2 separate regions of the Mus musculus genome follow, and region 2 is linked to region 1. Evidence: chromatin loops called from intact Hi-C (ENCODE). Cell type or tissue: heart. All regions are shown on one strand.

What was found. Peaks named below come from ENCODE experiments on the same cell type or tissue, not always from the same donor. Only the 100,000 strongest peaks of a DNase experiment are listed, where the experiment ranks them.
Region 2: a loop joins it to region 1, with 3 times the contacts of the local background. A loop is called at or near these places in 2 of 42 quality-filtered maps.

The regions. Positions count from the first base shown.
Region 1 is chr2:105,225,751-105,233,750 of GRCm38, forward strand. The region is part of intron 1 of Them7 (thioesterase superfamily member 7); the gene reads left to right. Among named protein-coding and RNA genes, the nearest start is that of Them7, 5.4 kb to the left of the region's middle. In heart, a CTCF peak has its summit at 4,771 (motif pointing left); a DNase peak (open chromatin) is centred at 2,841; H3K27ac peaks cover 607 bases; H3K27me3 peaks cover 1,024 bases.
Region 2 is chr2:104,843,003-104,851,002 of GRCm38, forward strand. It overlaps Prrg4 (proline rich Gla (G-carboxyglutamic acid) 4 (transmembrane)), which reads right to left and starts at 6,848. Exons shown (of 6, transcript NM_178695.5): 1 at 6,544-6,848; 2 at 6,074-6,198; 3 at 1,988-2,151. The coding sequence starts at 6,176. In heart, CTCF peaks have their summits at 4,782 (motif pointing right), 6,743 and 6,946; a DNase peak (open chromatin) is centred at 6,759; H3K4me3 peaks cover 1,431 bases; H3K27ac peaks cover 610 bases; H3K27me3 peaks cover 117 bases.

The sequences.
Region 1 (8,000 bases):
GAGAGAGAGAGCGCGAGACGGGGGGGGGGGGGGGGGGGGAGAAGGGGAGGGAGAGAGGAGGGGGTTTCTGGAGAGTAGGGGTCAGTTTATTTGCTGTTCTTTTGGAGAACATCACCCCCCACTGCATCCCCACTGTCTACTGGGGCTGGAATTTTCTCAACCCTCCCTGTAAAGGGTTCGCAGTGTAACCTGGCTCAGGCTCGACTGCTCTCTTTTGGCCTTTTTAGGGTCTCGCATACAACATTCTGCTTTCACCCTGGGAGCGTGGAGGCAGCTGAGGCTTGGGGCAGTTTCTGTTGGCTGGGACCTTTGGAGTAGAGAGTAGCTGGGCTCTCTCTCTCCCACAGGCTTGGGGGCAGGCAGCCATATCAGCCCCCTGACCCTTTAGCACCTCCTGCATCCTGCTGCTCACGGGAGGCTCGAAGGTTGGTGCATAGCGGGAGCTGCTTGTGAAAGATGTTCTGTTTGTGTTGGATTCCAGGCGCAGGGAATAATTAGGGGAGTGACATGCTGTTAAAGTTGAGGCTTTTCCTCGTGGGCTGGACTACAAGGCTGCTGGCAGAGGACATGTACGCCTGTGTGCCTCTGAGGAACCCCAAGCTGGAGATAGAGGAAGAAACTTTGGAATTTCCCATAGTTCCTTCTGGATGGACGACTGTCGAGAAGCCCTGGAAGTTACTGATGTGAAGTGAAATGCTTGATACTCAAGGCAGCTGAGGACCTTACAGGGCCCCTAGCCAAAGCCCTATGTCAAGTCAGCGTGTAGAGATAACAGTGCTGAAAGAACCAGATGTTCTGGGAAATGCCAGTAGCCAGCGAGGGAAAAAGTTCTTTCTTAGACTGTCCAGCCCAGTACCTGGCAGCACTGGCATATGGTGGATGTTTAATGACTGCTCTTTGAAGCAGGAAGCGTGTTTCCAGCCTGGCTGTGTCAGGGTTCTGCTAACATTAGATTTCATAAATACAGGCCCTGGGTTCACAGCCCTATCACGTCACTTCCAAGCTGTCTCTGTGGGAGGCTATCAGTGTGGTGCTGATGTCTATAGGGTGAGCCATGAGGATCAGAAGGAGTGTCTAGAACAGACTGTGGCACATGGTAATGGGACAAGTGACAAAAATAATCATAGACTGTAGACAAGGTAAGGGCTCCTTTATGAGGGAGATGGGGAACAGGGTCAGGAAGAGCTCAACAGCTAGGTAAAAGAAGAACGTTTTCATAGTCAGACTGCGTATGAGCTTCATTATTTTGGGGCTCCTTAAACTTTATATGTGTTTGTAAGTGTTTTAGCATTTGCTCAGTATGTAGTTAAAGCATGAAACCTTTGCTCTCCCATGCGATGGGCTGCCTTTCAGTTCTCCTCAGACCACTGAGGCATTAACTTGGACAACCTGCCTTATTCTTGCATGACTTTGTGAGGAAGTGCAGTTATTGCATCCAGTTCACAGGTGGGAAAACTGAGGCTGAACAGCTTTTTCCAGCCACAGGATTTCTCTGAACCCCGAAAGAGGATGTATCCTCTGCCATTTCCCTGGGTGACCATGCAACCCCATCCCTCCTCTGGGTACTTTCCGTAAGACACATTTTGGAAATGTACCCAGACTGGGCCTCCTGGAAAGGAGAAAGCCGGGTGCTCTGCTGTACATTTGGTGCCTGTTCTGCCCCACGCTATAGCCAGGATGCCTCCCACCAGCAGCCCAGGCCCGGGAGGCTGGGTTTAGGTGTCAAGGCTGGAACCTGCCTATTTCCTTCCTGTAGCTGTTCTAGGCTCCAGTCGCCATGGATTTATAGCCAATGGAGGGTACAGTATACACTTTGAAAGGAAGATGGGTGAGGAATTCACAAGTGTCTCTGAGGAGTTGGAACATTACCGGGGCATCTTCCTTCTAACCGATGCACACTACTCTTTTAAAGACCCAGAGAAGGCAGAGGCCCTCTTTCTACTTATTCTTGGTGCTCGGCTAGTATTCCTGTTTGGATCCTGTTTTTTAAAAACAGGGTCCTTACATTTAGACACATCGTGTGTGTCATTTAACACTAGATCATCAGATGAACTCATCTCCAGGACTGGGCCAGCTCCCCTGGGGACATTCAAGGACATGGTGCTAGTAAAATCAAAGGCTCTCCATGACAAAAAGACATTCTTGTGATTTTTAAAAAGCTAACACAATAAACTTAATATAAAATGTACCATTTGGACTCATTTTTAGGTGTTCAGTGGTAATAAGGAAACTGACAGTGTTGAGCAACAGTCACCACCAGGATTGTCCATCTCAGAGACTCCATTTTGTAAAGCCAAAACTCTGAACTGATTAACCTGTAACTTCTGCAGCCCCACCCCCACCCCCCGCCAGTCATGGCCCTTCTATTACTCTGCATAGCTTTGACTAATCTGAACATCGTATAGGAACCTCACAAACACATATGCTTTTGCACTTTGCTGATTTTATTTAACATAATGCCTTCGAGGTTCAGCTGTGCTATAGATCAGAACCTTCTTTTTAAGGCTGGGTCATGCTCTACTCTGTAGATATACCATTCATTATTTATTATTCATTCACGTACCCTTAGATACTTGGGCATCTGGATTGCCTGGATTGGCCTTCCATACATAATGGGGATTCCTCCTGGATCTATGTTAATTAGGTCTGAGTTGATAGAGAAATTACAAATCCTTTCACTAAACCAAGATGTCAAATTGAGTCCATAAGTTCTAAATTCCATTTTGAAGTGGCCATGGGTAGCTGTAGTTGTGTACTTGAGTGGGACTATGTGGGAGGAGCTAGGCAGTGACTCCTGGCGGGGCTCCCGATGAATTCTGTAGGGAGAAGGGCTATCTTAGGGGCAGTAGTTCTATGCTGGGGCCCTGTGCAGTCCAGGTCTTGGCAAAGCCTCAGGTATTTCTGTCCAGAGGTTGAAAAGTCAGCTGAACTGGTTGGAAAGCCAGGCCTGGATTGCACAGAGGAGGAATATACTTGCTTCCCAGACACATACTGACTGGGGGCTACTGTTGGGTCATAACTTTGAATGGATAGAAGGGTAGATTAGGAAAAAGCTAAAGGGGGAAGGTGGGACAGAGGGGTGTAATGTAACAACCCTCAAATGTCGCTTCCCTCAGCTCGCCTTTCCATGGTGTCCTTTTCTCCCCAAGGAAAGGTTTTGAGTCAGAGAAAACCAGTTTGTAGTTTGTAGATATTCCATATGTTCAGGCTGCTTTAGCAGTAGGCAGTTGATACATTTTATTCAGGGAGACTAGCTTTGTCTTCTGTACCTGTGGGTCCCCACGTTGTATTGAGGTACTGCAGGCAGCACAGTGTACACTCAGGGTGGCTGAGAGGTCTTTACAATGTTGGAGGAAAACAGCTGTACTCAGCACCTCTGTGTGGGATGTCCATGAACTACTGGCCCGAGTAGTTCATAGTTTCAAAGTGAACTTGCGCAGCATGCCTCTCCATGATGTCATATCTTTAGGATGCTTGGTTTCCTTTGGTTGTCTGATAGACATAGAGTTCCTTGTAAAATTCAGTGGAATAAGAAACAGCAATGGAGGAGACACGGGGGAGTTTCCTGTATTTTTGATTGGCACAGTGGTTATGTGGATATTAAGTATATTAAAATTCATTGAGCTGTTAAAATAAAGAGTAGTGGCATTCTTGTTGATTTCTCAATGCCTAATAAGTAATTGTGATTAGTGAAGAATGGAATAAAAATAGTACATTGAAACTTTCATATGTGCTAATTTTTCAAGCAGCTACTGAATTTTAGGGCATAGATACTTAATTCATTGACTGAACAAATTGAACTCTTAGTATATGTTCCATTCCAGGGCTACCATGCAAATTACTGACACAGTAAAGATACTATGTACCAAGAGAGTGTGGGAATCTCTTGCTTTATTCTATCAGAAACTACCCCAGATGTTGTATTTACTCTTAAGTATATCAGACTCGGGATTGGAGATGAGATGGCAAGAGAAATTAAACACTGCTTAGAGATTTTCCAAAGTAAATTCCTGCAATGGTTAATGTAAATCACCAACTTGACACAATTTAGAATGACCAGGGAAAGTAGTCTCTGTGAGGGATTGTCCAGGATTGCCCGTGAGCATGTCTGTGGAATCTTAGCTATGGTAATCGAGGTAAGAAGACCCACCCACTGTGAGTGGCGCCCTTCCGTGGGCAGGGAGATCCTAGACGGTATAGAGAGAGCAAGCTGAGTGACAGCCCACGTGTACGTGAAGTCACTGTTCTGTGACTACTGCCTCACCTTGACATCTCCCAAATGACGTGCTGTAATCTGGAACAGTGATTCAAGTCAGCCTCTCCCCATTTAGTTGCTTTTGCCGGGATATTTCATCATAGCAATGGGACAGGAAGCTAAGACCCTTGCATCCTTTGGTCACATAATGAATATGGATTGGCTGTATAAAATTTAGAAAGAGGAAACATGGAAGAAAGAAGCAGTCCACCTTCACTCCAGGTCATGAGGACTGCTACAACCTGGTGGATATTTTTTAGATTTTTTTCCCCCTGTGGGAGGAAAATTTAACACTTTACCAAACTTGGATCATATATACTGTACTTGGTTGTTAATTTAAACTTTTTATGGTTTTAGAGTCATCTTCCCAGTCAGTGTGCATACAGTCCAAATCACATGTAACGAATATCCATTGTTACTTTAAATAAACAAACAATTTCTAGGGAGAAAAGCTTCAATTCTGAAGCCTTTGCTAATTGTAGGGTGATTGCACTAACAGTGGCCCAACTCTGCCCCCTTGTGGCTGGATGCAATAATTAATCTTTTCCTATAACTTGTACAGTGTGAGGTAGGACTTGCATTCTGACACAGAGACTGTGGAATGAGATTTTTTTTTAAAGGAGTTCATAGTTGATAAGGAGATGTGAGGCTTCTATAAATAGGTGAATAACTATGAAACAAATGTTCCACTGTTGTCATGGGAGCCACAGTTAAAATTCCATATTGTCCTGATGATTAAAGGTCACGTCACACAGCAGCAGTAACAGAGGTAGCAGACATTATTGATTGCTTGTGACCCAGGAAGTGCTCTTTGCATTTTTCATTGAAAGCATAGAATTTATCTCTTGTAGGCCTTTAAATACTGGTAGAATTTTAGCCTAGAAGGCTGATGAGATGATAGAATGGAGGGAAGGGGGCAGTGCTCCATGCAGAGGATGGAGGGAGGGGGAGGTGCTCCATGCAGAGGATGGAGGGAGGGGGAGGTGCTCCATGCAGAGGATGGAGGGAGGGGGAGGTGCTCCATGCAGAGATGGAGGGATGGGGAGGTGCTCCATGCAGAGGATGGAGGGAGGGGGTGGTGCTCCATGCAGAAGATGGAGGGAGGGGGAGGTGCTCCATGCAGAGGATGGAGGGATGGGGAGGTGCTCCATGCAGAGGATGGAGGGGGTGGTGCTCCATGCAGAGGATAGAGGGAGGGGGTTGTGCTCCATGCAGAGGATGGAGGGAGGGGGCAGTGCTCCAAGCAGAGGATGGAGGGAGGGGGTTGTGCTCCATGCAGAGGATGGAGGGAGGGGGTTGTGCTCCATGCAGAGGATGGGGTGAAGGAGTGGTGCTCCATGCAGAGGATGGAGGGGGGATGGTGCTCCATGCAGAGGATAGGGGGATGGTGCCCCATGGAGAAGCTGGAGGGATCTGCACAGTAGGAACAGGCTTTACAGATCCGTAGGGGTGGAGTGGGCAGTGACAGGAAAGGATCTTAAATCCCATGCTAAAAACACGACGTTGGCTCTGTTGACAGGTAGAGAATCAGAGATCCGAGCTTTTTGATGGACAGTCATTGGATCAGAACTGGGCTTTGGGACAGTTACACTTCAGCAGTGTGGAAGATGAGAGAGTCAAACCGAGGGACCAGTTAGGAGGATACAGCCGTGGTCCAGCTGGGCTCTGATACAGTTCTGAAGAGGGGAAGGAGATGAGTCTGAACTTGGTTAGGATGTTTCTCTTTTCCAGCGGTTAGATGGTAGCTGGAAAGCAGAGCAATAACGTTTCTCCTTTTCCAGTGTGGGTAACAGCAAGGGTTTCTCAGAACAGGAACAAGCAGGATTTGGACTCCATGGGTGGCAGAGACCTGGCTTTGTGCTGTGAAGGAAAGAGCAGCAGGTTTACAGCTGTTTTAAAAGATGGCATACTTGATGAGACAACGGAGCTCAGTGTGCCTCCCACAACGATCAGGTTTAGTTTACGAATGCTTCTTAGTATCCTAAACACCTGCAGTTGTGAAGCTCAAAGCAAGGTCTGCCAGTCTCAGAACCTTCTTGATGGGTTCAGCTGTGTTCAGAGGACGTGGCAGCCGCCTCTGAAATGCAAGCTAGGAACATAAGTCGGTACTTATCCTTACAGTAGGAATGAATGCGACCCCACTCCTAGCGCGGTGTGGTCTGTCTTCGCTGGGACCACGTGGACATGTCCTCGGAGTTGGAACAACCATGGTGTAGATAGAAGTGATTCTGTTGATGATCTCTTTCTCCGTAACCACCGGACTTTTCTGCCCCAGTGGTCCTTTTAAATACTCTTCCTGGAGAAATTACTTTGAACTATAATTTTAAAAGATGAACTAACTTGGATGAGGAAGGAAATATTGGGTACTTCTAGGGTCTAGAATTCGGGAGGCTCTACATGGCTTTCACCCCTGAATGTCAGAGACTGTTTTCCTGCTCATGAGCAAAGAGGTGTGACTGAATACCATATATAAAAAAGTGAGTTTTGAGTGTGTGGATCACTAATTAACATGCTTGAGTTGTCTCTAACCTTACTGGAACCATAATTCAAAGCTGATTTGGCATTAGTACACAACGGTATCATATTTCAAGCTCTACCAGATCTGAGTTATGTACTTTATTACTTTTTAACTGTTTAAATGACATTCGTGTTAATAGGCTTTAACATCAACAGGCAGATGGTTGGGACGGCTCATGGCTACTTGAGTCTTCATGGCTAATTGGGCACACATGTACTAAATTTGCCCCTCTACTTGGAAGTGAAGGATTTTTTTTACTAAATATGAGCAGATTTTTTTTTCAATACCAGGCAGCTTATTTTCATTTGCTTAAGTAGTCTTAAAAACACGAACCGTTTTTCAGCATCATGTCTTAATGTGTTAACAGTTTTGGTTTTAAAGAACAGATTTCTTTCAGTGGCTTAAATGAGAATTCACACAAATCATAACCTTTTAATTAAAGGCAATATGTTTTCATGCCAGACGTTCTGAAGAATTTCCAGTGACCCAAGAAGGAACACATTTCTGGGCTGGAAGTATGAGTCTGGGACCCTTCAGAAGCCTGGCAGAAAGGCCTGATGGAGGATTTGAAACAGGAAAAAGATTAATAAAAACAACATCAGGGCAGTTTTCAGCTCACGTGATGTGGGTAGTAACATAATTTTCTGTATCATAGGATGGTGCTATGAAGCGTTGGTGTTGCCAAATACTTCTAACCCAAACGCGCACATATGACTGCCGCCGCTGGCTTTGGCATTGCAAAGACATCCCAGGAAATCTGGATGAAGCTAGCAGAAGTTATTATGTTTCAAAGACAATTAGGAAGGGTCTGACCAGCAGACTGGAAAACAAGAGACTTAGATGTTTGAAACTGGAAGGCTCCTTGAAAACTCTTGCTGTCCAGTTATTACCGAGGCAGCTTGTTGGGAAATCGAATATTCCTCGGGTGAAACAAAAAGACTTAGGGACCAGGAGGTAGACAGTTTCTAATGTAATCACTGCCTGGCTCTCACCTCGCCCGTCACCAAGCATGTGATCTTCTCGGTTTCTGTTTGTTGTTCTAACGGTGACTATATGGACTTTTACCAACTCACAACGCTTTTGTGAGGATCCTAATGAGTATATAGATGGGTCTCTCTTCATTATTTGCATCCTTTTATTTTCCCATTTTAACAGTTACAAAACCACTAAAGCATTACACAAATTTAAGTGTGTGTGTGTGTGTGTGTGTGTGTGTGTATGGAGGTC
Region 2 (8,000 bases), 380 kb before region 1:
TGCAGAGGACCCGGATTCAGTTCCCAGTAACCACACTGTGCCTCACAACCATCCATAGCTCCAGTTCCAGGGAACTGGGAAGTCCTCATCTGACCTCCTCAGGCACCAGCAAACAAGTGATGCACAGATATACATGTAGACAAAGCAGGCATACACATTAAAATAAAATGGAAATTCATTTTTAGTTTGTTTTTTTTTTTTTTTTTTAGTTTTTTCGAGACAGGGTTTCTCTGTATAGCCCTGGCTGTCCTGGAACTCACGCTGGAGACCAGGCTGGCCTCAGACTCAGAAATCTGCCTGCCTCTGTCTCCCAAGTGCTGGGATTAAAGGCATGCAACACCACTCCCGGCGGAAATTCATTTTTAAAATAAGTCTTTTTTTTTTTTTTTTCTTCCTTAGGCTAGGTATGGTGGTACATGTTTTTATTCCAGCATTCAGGAAGCAGAGGCAGGAGGATCTCCATTTACTGAGCCCACCAACTCAAAAAAAAAAAAAAAAAAAAAAAAAAAAAAAGAAAAGAAAAAAAAGAAAAGGAAAAGAAAGAAAAAAAGGAAAGAAAAGAAAAGGAAATAAAGAAAACAAAAGAAAAAAAATCCTCCCTTAAATCACATAGACAAATCAGTGAAATCCTAGACGCCAGGGCCCATGGTGCCAGAGGCTAGAAGGACGGCTGCGTGGTTGAGAGAGCTTGCTGTACAAACCCGAGGACCAGAGTTCAGAGCCCAGCATCCGGACAGTAAGCAGCACATCCCCTAAATACCTTTAACTCCAGCTCTGTGGAACCTGACACTCTTCTAGCCATGTGTACCCATATGCACACATATGTACATGGGTGTACATGCTCAGACAGGCACATATATACACATAAATGAGATAAATCTTTAAAAAAATATATAACATCCCCAGTGCCTGCACATAGGAGATTATCAATAAATAGCTGAACTATAGATATGGGCAATCAAAAAAGGTAAGATCACTAAGAGGAGAACCTGAGCTGAGTCTCAAGTGATTGATGCTTCCAGGCAAAGAACTAGCTCCAATAATGTCTTAGTGATGTTGCTGGGGGCGGAACCCAAGGGCATATGCCTTCTAGTGCTGTAGTCTCTGAACCATCTTCAAATAACATCTTGAATTAAGATCCACCTGCCCTGAGACCATTTTTAAATATAATAACCACTGAACACATGGCCAGGCATGTTGGTGGGGCACACCTTTAATAACAGCACCCTGAAAACAGAGGCAGGAGAACCTCTGTGAGTTTGAGGCCAGCCTGGTCTACAGAGGAAGTTCTAGGATATCCAGAGCTATACAAAGAGACCATATCTCAAAATAAATAAGTAAATAAATAGTTTTTAAAAATTTTAAACACAAAATTACAGTATAGCCCACAATTTGCTAATTACTATAAACCTAGCTAATTACGTATACAAAGCCAACTTTAAAGAGACTTACTTAGCATTTTAAGAAATGGAAAGAGGTAATAGGCATACAATTTTGATTTTATTTAAAGCACACAAGTCGGTCTGAAGAGATGGCTCAGGGATTAAGAGCACTGATTGCTCTTCCAGAGGTCCTGAATTCAATTTACAGCAACCACATGGTAGCTCATAACTGTCTGTAATGGGATCGGATGCCCTCTTCTGGTGTGTCTGAAAACAGCTACACTGCACTCAAATAAAAATAAAATAAAAATAAATAAAATAGCTGGGCGTGGTGGCGCATGCCTTTAATCCCAGCACTCGGGAGGCAGAGGCAGGCGGATCTCTGAGTTCAAGGCCAGCCTGGTCTCCAAAGTGAGTTCCAGGACAGCCAAGGCTACACAGAGAAATCCTGTCTTGAAAAACCAAAAATAAATAAATAAATAAACAATAAAATAAAAATAAATCTTAAAAAAATAAATCCCACAGGTCTATAATGTATTTAATGCCACTTTCTCGAAGTATAATGAAGTAACTTTTCAGATAATTGATATCTCTAGACAAATTACCGTATTTTCATCATCCCCCAAAATCTCTCTGGCTTCTTCATAACTACAGAACTCCTCATAGCACTCTCTCTCCAGGTCCCCAGGAGTGAAGAGTTCTAGATCAAACCTATTGTTCAGGAGGCGGCGGTGCATAAAGATGTTTGCTGCTTCTTTTGACGCAAAGACTAAAAGAGAAAAAGAAAAAAAAAAGATGTCAAACGCAATAAAGATAATGCAGAAACTTCCCGTTTTACCTGGAGGAAAAAGAAATCATTCTCTTGACTTGGGTGAACTGTACCAGCCTCTCCTGGATGCCTTTCACATTGGCCTCCGCAAGTAGCATCCGTAAAGGCATCCTGGGAAATGTTGGCAATTCCAGACAATACATGAGGTGCTTATGCCCCAAATTATTAATATAAAAATTATTAAAGGATGACTATCTTTCTAGATGATTTTTTCCACTGTAAACAGCGGATGAGACGACTCTATTTCCCAAGGTTAGTTCCCTAATAATTTTCCTTCCCACCTTTTTTCTTTATAGGATCCAACTGAGGGCCTATTACTAATAAGTTACTATGCTTTTTTGGTGCATGTGTGTTTGAGTGTGTGTGTGTGTGTGTGTTTGTAATGTATGTTTATGTGTGCACATGTGTGTATTTGTATGTGAGATATGTGTGCTCATGTGTTGGTGCTCCTACCCATCTGGAGGCCAGAAGAGAATGTTAGGTGTCCTGTTCCATCTCTCTCCATCTCTTACTCTCTGAGGGAGAGTCTCTCACTGAACCTGAAACTTGTAACACTGGTTATTCTGCCTGGTCAGCAAACTCCCAGACTCTACCTGTACTGGGGCTACAGGTACATGAATCTGTGGCTTTTTCATGAGTGATGTAGATCAAGGTGGAAGTTGTCAGGGTTACATAACAAGAGCTCTTACCCATTCAGCTGTCTCCCCAGCCCCAAATTAACATTTATAGGTTGAGGGTTTTATACAAGCTTATACTAAAAGACAGAATTCTATACTCCTAAATTTATAAAATCATATGCTAATTAGGAGATTAATTCACATCCATTCATCCCACCCTCCAGATAAATGCCCACAGTACTTTGTGGGATCTCTTCTAGTTAGAACTATAATGAGGCGGAACGTTTGAGAAGGTGAGGCAGGAGGACCTTGACCTGGAAGTCAGCCTGGGCTACACAGCAAAGTTGATAGCAAAAAACGAGGAAGGGGGACAGCAATATGATTTCTGTGATTATTATTATTATTATTATTATTGTTATTATTATTATTATTATCATTATTCCAGAGTGTTAATGTCCTACTCTTCTTTCCTGGCAGTGCTGGAGCTGGAAGCCAGGGCATCACATGTGCTGGGCCAGCACTCTTTCATGGAGCCTCAGGCCCGGTCCTAGTGACAGTTTTTCTGTTATAACAACATTCAAGCTAACCTTATATATAACCTTCAAGGCCAGCTCCGTTTTCCCCTGCTTGCCTCATGCTCTCAGGAGAAACGCTGTCAAGTTTGCTTCTGTTTGTTAAGCAGCAAACTTCCCTGGAGTGCCCAGGGCTCCCAGTGAGGGCTGCTACCTTCTTCCTTCCTTTTGACCACTGTGTGTGTAGCAGGGGTGGGGGGTGGGGGGTGGGGGGTGTGCATGACTTTTGAGCCTGTGTTTCTCTTGTACTGAATGCTCCTAAGAGGTTGCCTGTCCATGCAGCCCATTGTTACAAAAGCACTACTAAGATATTCCATCCTTCTCTTCTGTTTCCTAAATGAGATCCTTCTGTTTCAACAGCGTCCTAAGAGTTTTAGCAGACCTCTCTGGGGGCTCCCTTCCCCACCCTCAGTTTCAGTAATAATCACTTCCAGATTTACAATCTCACTTTGTATAGTTTCAGTTACCCTAGGCCAGCCAATGCCTAAACATATAGAATGGAAGAATCACACAGCATCCTGAGTAATATGCTCCTGCCCTTCCATTTAGTTCTGTCACAGCATCCACTCCCTGCCTGTTAGCCATTTTGAACAGACCATGTCTGATGGTATGTCAGGTTTATCCACAGGTTTTAGTACTATCTGAGGTCTCAGGGATCTGTGGGGGTGGAGGGGTGGGGGCTGGGAGGTCAGGGGTAGGGGTGAGAGTGGTGTGGTGGCTGGAACACACCGACTGAAGATAAGGGGAGGGGTAGTGTGCCTCTAGCATTCCCATGAGACTGTCTCATGTGCAGATGGGAAGCTCTGCCTGTGCCTGTGTCTCACAAGGCTCTCCCAGCGTGAGCAGCTGCTGCTTACTCTTCCTGTGTGCTTCAGGGGCCTCCCTTCCCGTCTCACTTCTGTCACTAAGCTTTGATTGTGTAATTAGATCAGGGACTTGCACTTGTTTGTTTGTTTGTTTGTTTGTTTTTTGAGACAGGATTTCTCTGTGTAGCCCTGGCTATCCTGGAACTCACTCTGTAGACCAGGCTGGCCTGGAACTCAGAAATCCACCTGCCTCTGCCTCCCAGGTGCTGGGATTAAAAACATGCGCCACCATTGCCTGGCTTGCATTTCTTAAATAAAGAAAATATCTAATAAAAACAAAGCAAAACAAACAAAAAATATCCTCATTCTAAGGTTAATCTAGCACAGCATCTATCATTTGCATTGTTAAATACTTTTTTAATGAAAAAATGTAAATGAGCTAAATACCTAATAGAAAATGGAAAAAAAAAAAAAAGAAAGAAAGAAAAATGGAATTAGAATGAAGGGCTTCATGTTCTTGGCTCAGAAGAAAGCTCTTCCTAAGTCAAGAATGACAGTCCTTTCTCCATCTCTAGCGGCCAGCAGAGGGCCTGACACACAAAGTGTGCTTATATATGACTCCTGACTCATTTTCATTTCCTGCAACCAACTGTAGCCCTCTGCACTTGGCTCTGACTTCTGGATTATTTTATGTTTGTGACAGTAACTCCAGTGCCTGACATGTGTATAAATGAATGCACTCACAACCATCCCAGAGAACAGTCTCTGTGTCTTACCTGAGCATGGACCATTACTACAGGTAGACTTAGGGATAATGGGGGGCTCGGGGAAACACAAGGACCCCTTTTATTCTAACAACCTCTCTCATGTTTCAAATTTGCCTCTTCAAATTGCCTAGAACTTTACCGTTAGAATGTGATTCCTTTAGGCCGAAGTATTGCCCTTTCCTAACAGACACACACACACACACACACACACACACACACACACACACACACACACACGGAGTGAGGGAGCACACTTCATCAATCATTAAAATGTCTGTCAGGAGTATTAATGGCAGATCCTACTGAGAACTGGATCTGATAAAGGGGATAAGGGATAATAAAGGACAGGAATGTGTGAGTTGAGTAACCCCAAGGTGCTGGTGCTTGTGGCAAAAGCCAGTGACTAAGTAGGGGGAAGGAAGCGGAGAGCTAGGGCTTTTTTTTTTCTTTTTCTTTTTTTCCTTCTCACTTCAGATTTTGCCAGGTTAGGCTTTTTAAATGGAAGCAGGAACCAATTTGTGACCTGTAACCGAAAATCCTGGGCCAGCAAACTACACTTAATCTCTCAAGCATCTGCCTTTATCTACACAACGTTTGGAACAATGACCAGAAGGGTCATCCTACCTTCCAGCCCTTGCTCTGGATCTCACAAATCCAGACTAGGGGACAGGATGTGGCTCAGCGGTAGAGCACTTGTCTATATGGGGACTCCCAGCGGTGCACAAACAAGTCCTGACAAGAGTCTGGCCTCCCTGTCAGTCTTCCAAGAAGCAGCCTTCCTCTTTATAACTAACACACAGCTTCATCTAGGAAACGACAACTCACTGACTTTCGGACTTCGAAAAAGGCTTTCAATTTAGTCAACCACAAACCAGGTGTTAAACATCTGTTTACTAAGGGAGATACGTTTGTACATATTATAGTTAAAAACCCACAACTCTAAACAAGAAAGCCACAAATTAAAACATAGGATATGCTGTTGCACTGTGGTTCACGGGGGCGTGTAATTCCCCCTACCACACTTTGGCTTGAGATCTACACAGTAGACCGCAACTGGTTTCAGAAGTGTTTTCCCCCAATCGGCAGCCATGCTTGCTTACCTTCTTCTGGGGCATGTTCGGAATCCTTTAGGCTTCTGATACAATGAGGAACTGCGAGGGTAAGTCTGGGCAGCTGGCTGAGTACGATCAGAAGTGGAAACATAGTCTAGCAACTGTCAAACAAACTAAAACAAAAGTGACAACGACATTAAAAGAAAAGAAAAGAAGCAGGCCAAGTCTCAGCCTGTTGGGTTTTAGTCGGAACTGAGTCAACAACGACCTGTTGCACCCCACGGGTCGCTCTTAATCTATGGGACCCAAGGCGCTCCGGGCAGGTGGCACCTCCGGAGCGCCTGGGAACAAAAGGTACTCCCGGGAAGCTGCGGAGGAGAGTTCGGACACTGGCCCAGGCAGACGCGACTCTCGCCCACGCTGACAGGCAGCTAGGTGCTGGAATGCCACTGTCGAGACATCGTCTCTGGATGACTCTCCCACTCCTCCCCGCCCCGCCTCGCCGCTGGTCGCCGCACCTGTGTCCCCGGGCGCATGTTCCAGCAGCCCCTGGGCGGGAACCGAGTTATCCGCTTGGCCCGAGAGGTGGCCTGGCCCTGAGTCGCGGACGCCTCTGGATCTCGGCGACAGTCGGAGCCTAGCTCTTCGCGGCTCCAAGGCGACACCAGGACGCAAAAGAGGCGCCCAGGATCCGCGCAGGGGCGCTCGGGGAACGTGCGCCGCACGGGGCCCAGCTTGTGTGCTGGAGCCACTCCCACCGCTACCGGACGAGGAGGTCACCTGGCAGCGCTCCACCTCCCGCTCTCGGTCCCCAGCCCTTCTCGACTGAGACCCGGACGCTCACACTTTGGCGGCCTATCAGAGCGCCCTCCCGAGGTTACCTTCGGTCAGCTGTTCTCGCAGGGTGGTCCAGGGATGAGAACATAGCATTCATCCGAGAAAATATACTTTGTTAGTGATTTGCATTGTCACATGACCAAAAATCAATTAATAGCAATTACAAAGTTCTCAGATGTATTTCACCAGGTCTGGGTTGTCTACAAAAATACTTTCAAATATGTCCCCGAGTCAAAATTGTTTCCACGACAACAATGCAAGGTTTCACCTCTTTTACTTTCATTCTTTCCCTCCTTGGGTTTACAGTGGAAATTTCCAGAAGCTGTTTGACATGTGATGATATCATCACTCTGCTAACTAATAAGCCTCCAGTGGATGAATACTTGTGATGCTTAATATCTTCCATACTACTAGGTTAGTGTCGGTATGTAAATTTAAACAAAATGTGACAAATTGTGTTTGTTCTCAGAATATTTCTGCTTTTATTAGATATCTTTGGCCGTAGCTACCCATATACCCAGACAGCTAAAAAGTTCATCCTTCTTGAACAAATAATCTTAGATCTTGAACTTTTCGTTGAGTTTTTTTCTTTTTTCTTTTTTTTTTTTTGAAACAGCAAGAGCATAAGCACCCTTAATTGTCATGAGATGAAGTTAAATTTTGAAAATTTCTCTATTTAAAAATGTTGTGTGAGAGATATAATTAAAAATAATTCAAGAGGCCCAGAGCTCGAGGTGTGAGAAGATAGGAGAACAGTGTCTCACCACACTCTTCATGTCCAAACAGCATGCGCTGTTACTCTTGGGAACGCTATTTAAATTTTGCTCTTTGGCCAGAGTAGCCTGGAACTTCATACAGTTGAAACAGAGCACAGTGAAATGGCATTCCCACTCCTTTCTAGTCTCCAGTTAATTCACTTTTCACCAAATTTGTTTTCTTCCCTGAAAGGCTATTATCTATTTTATTCTGATTAATGGATTCAAGTAAGAATTTCCATATGTTTTGCAGACGTTGTTTTTGTTTCCTTCCAAACACTATCCATGCCCCACGCCCTAGAGGCTTAAGCGGTCTGGAAAATGGAGTCTGCTCTTTCACCTTACTTAAGCAGTGGAGATCAGACTGTGGAGAAGCTAGAAAT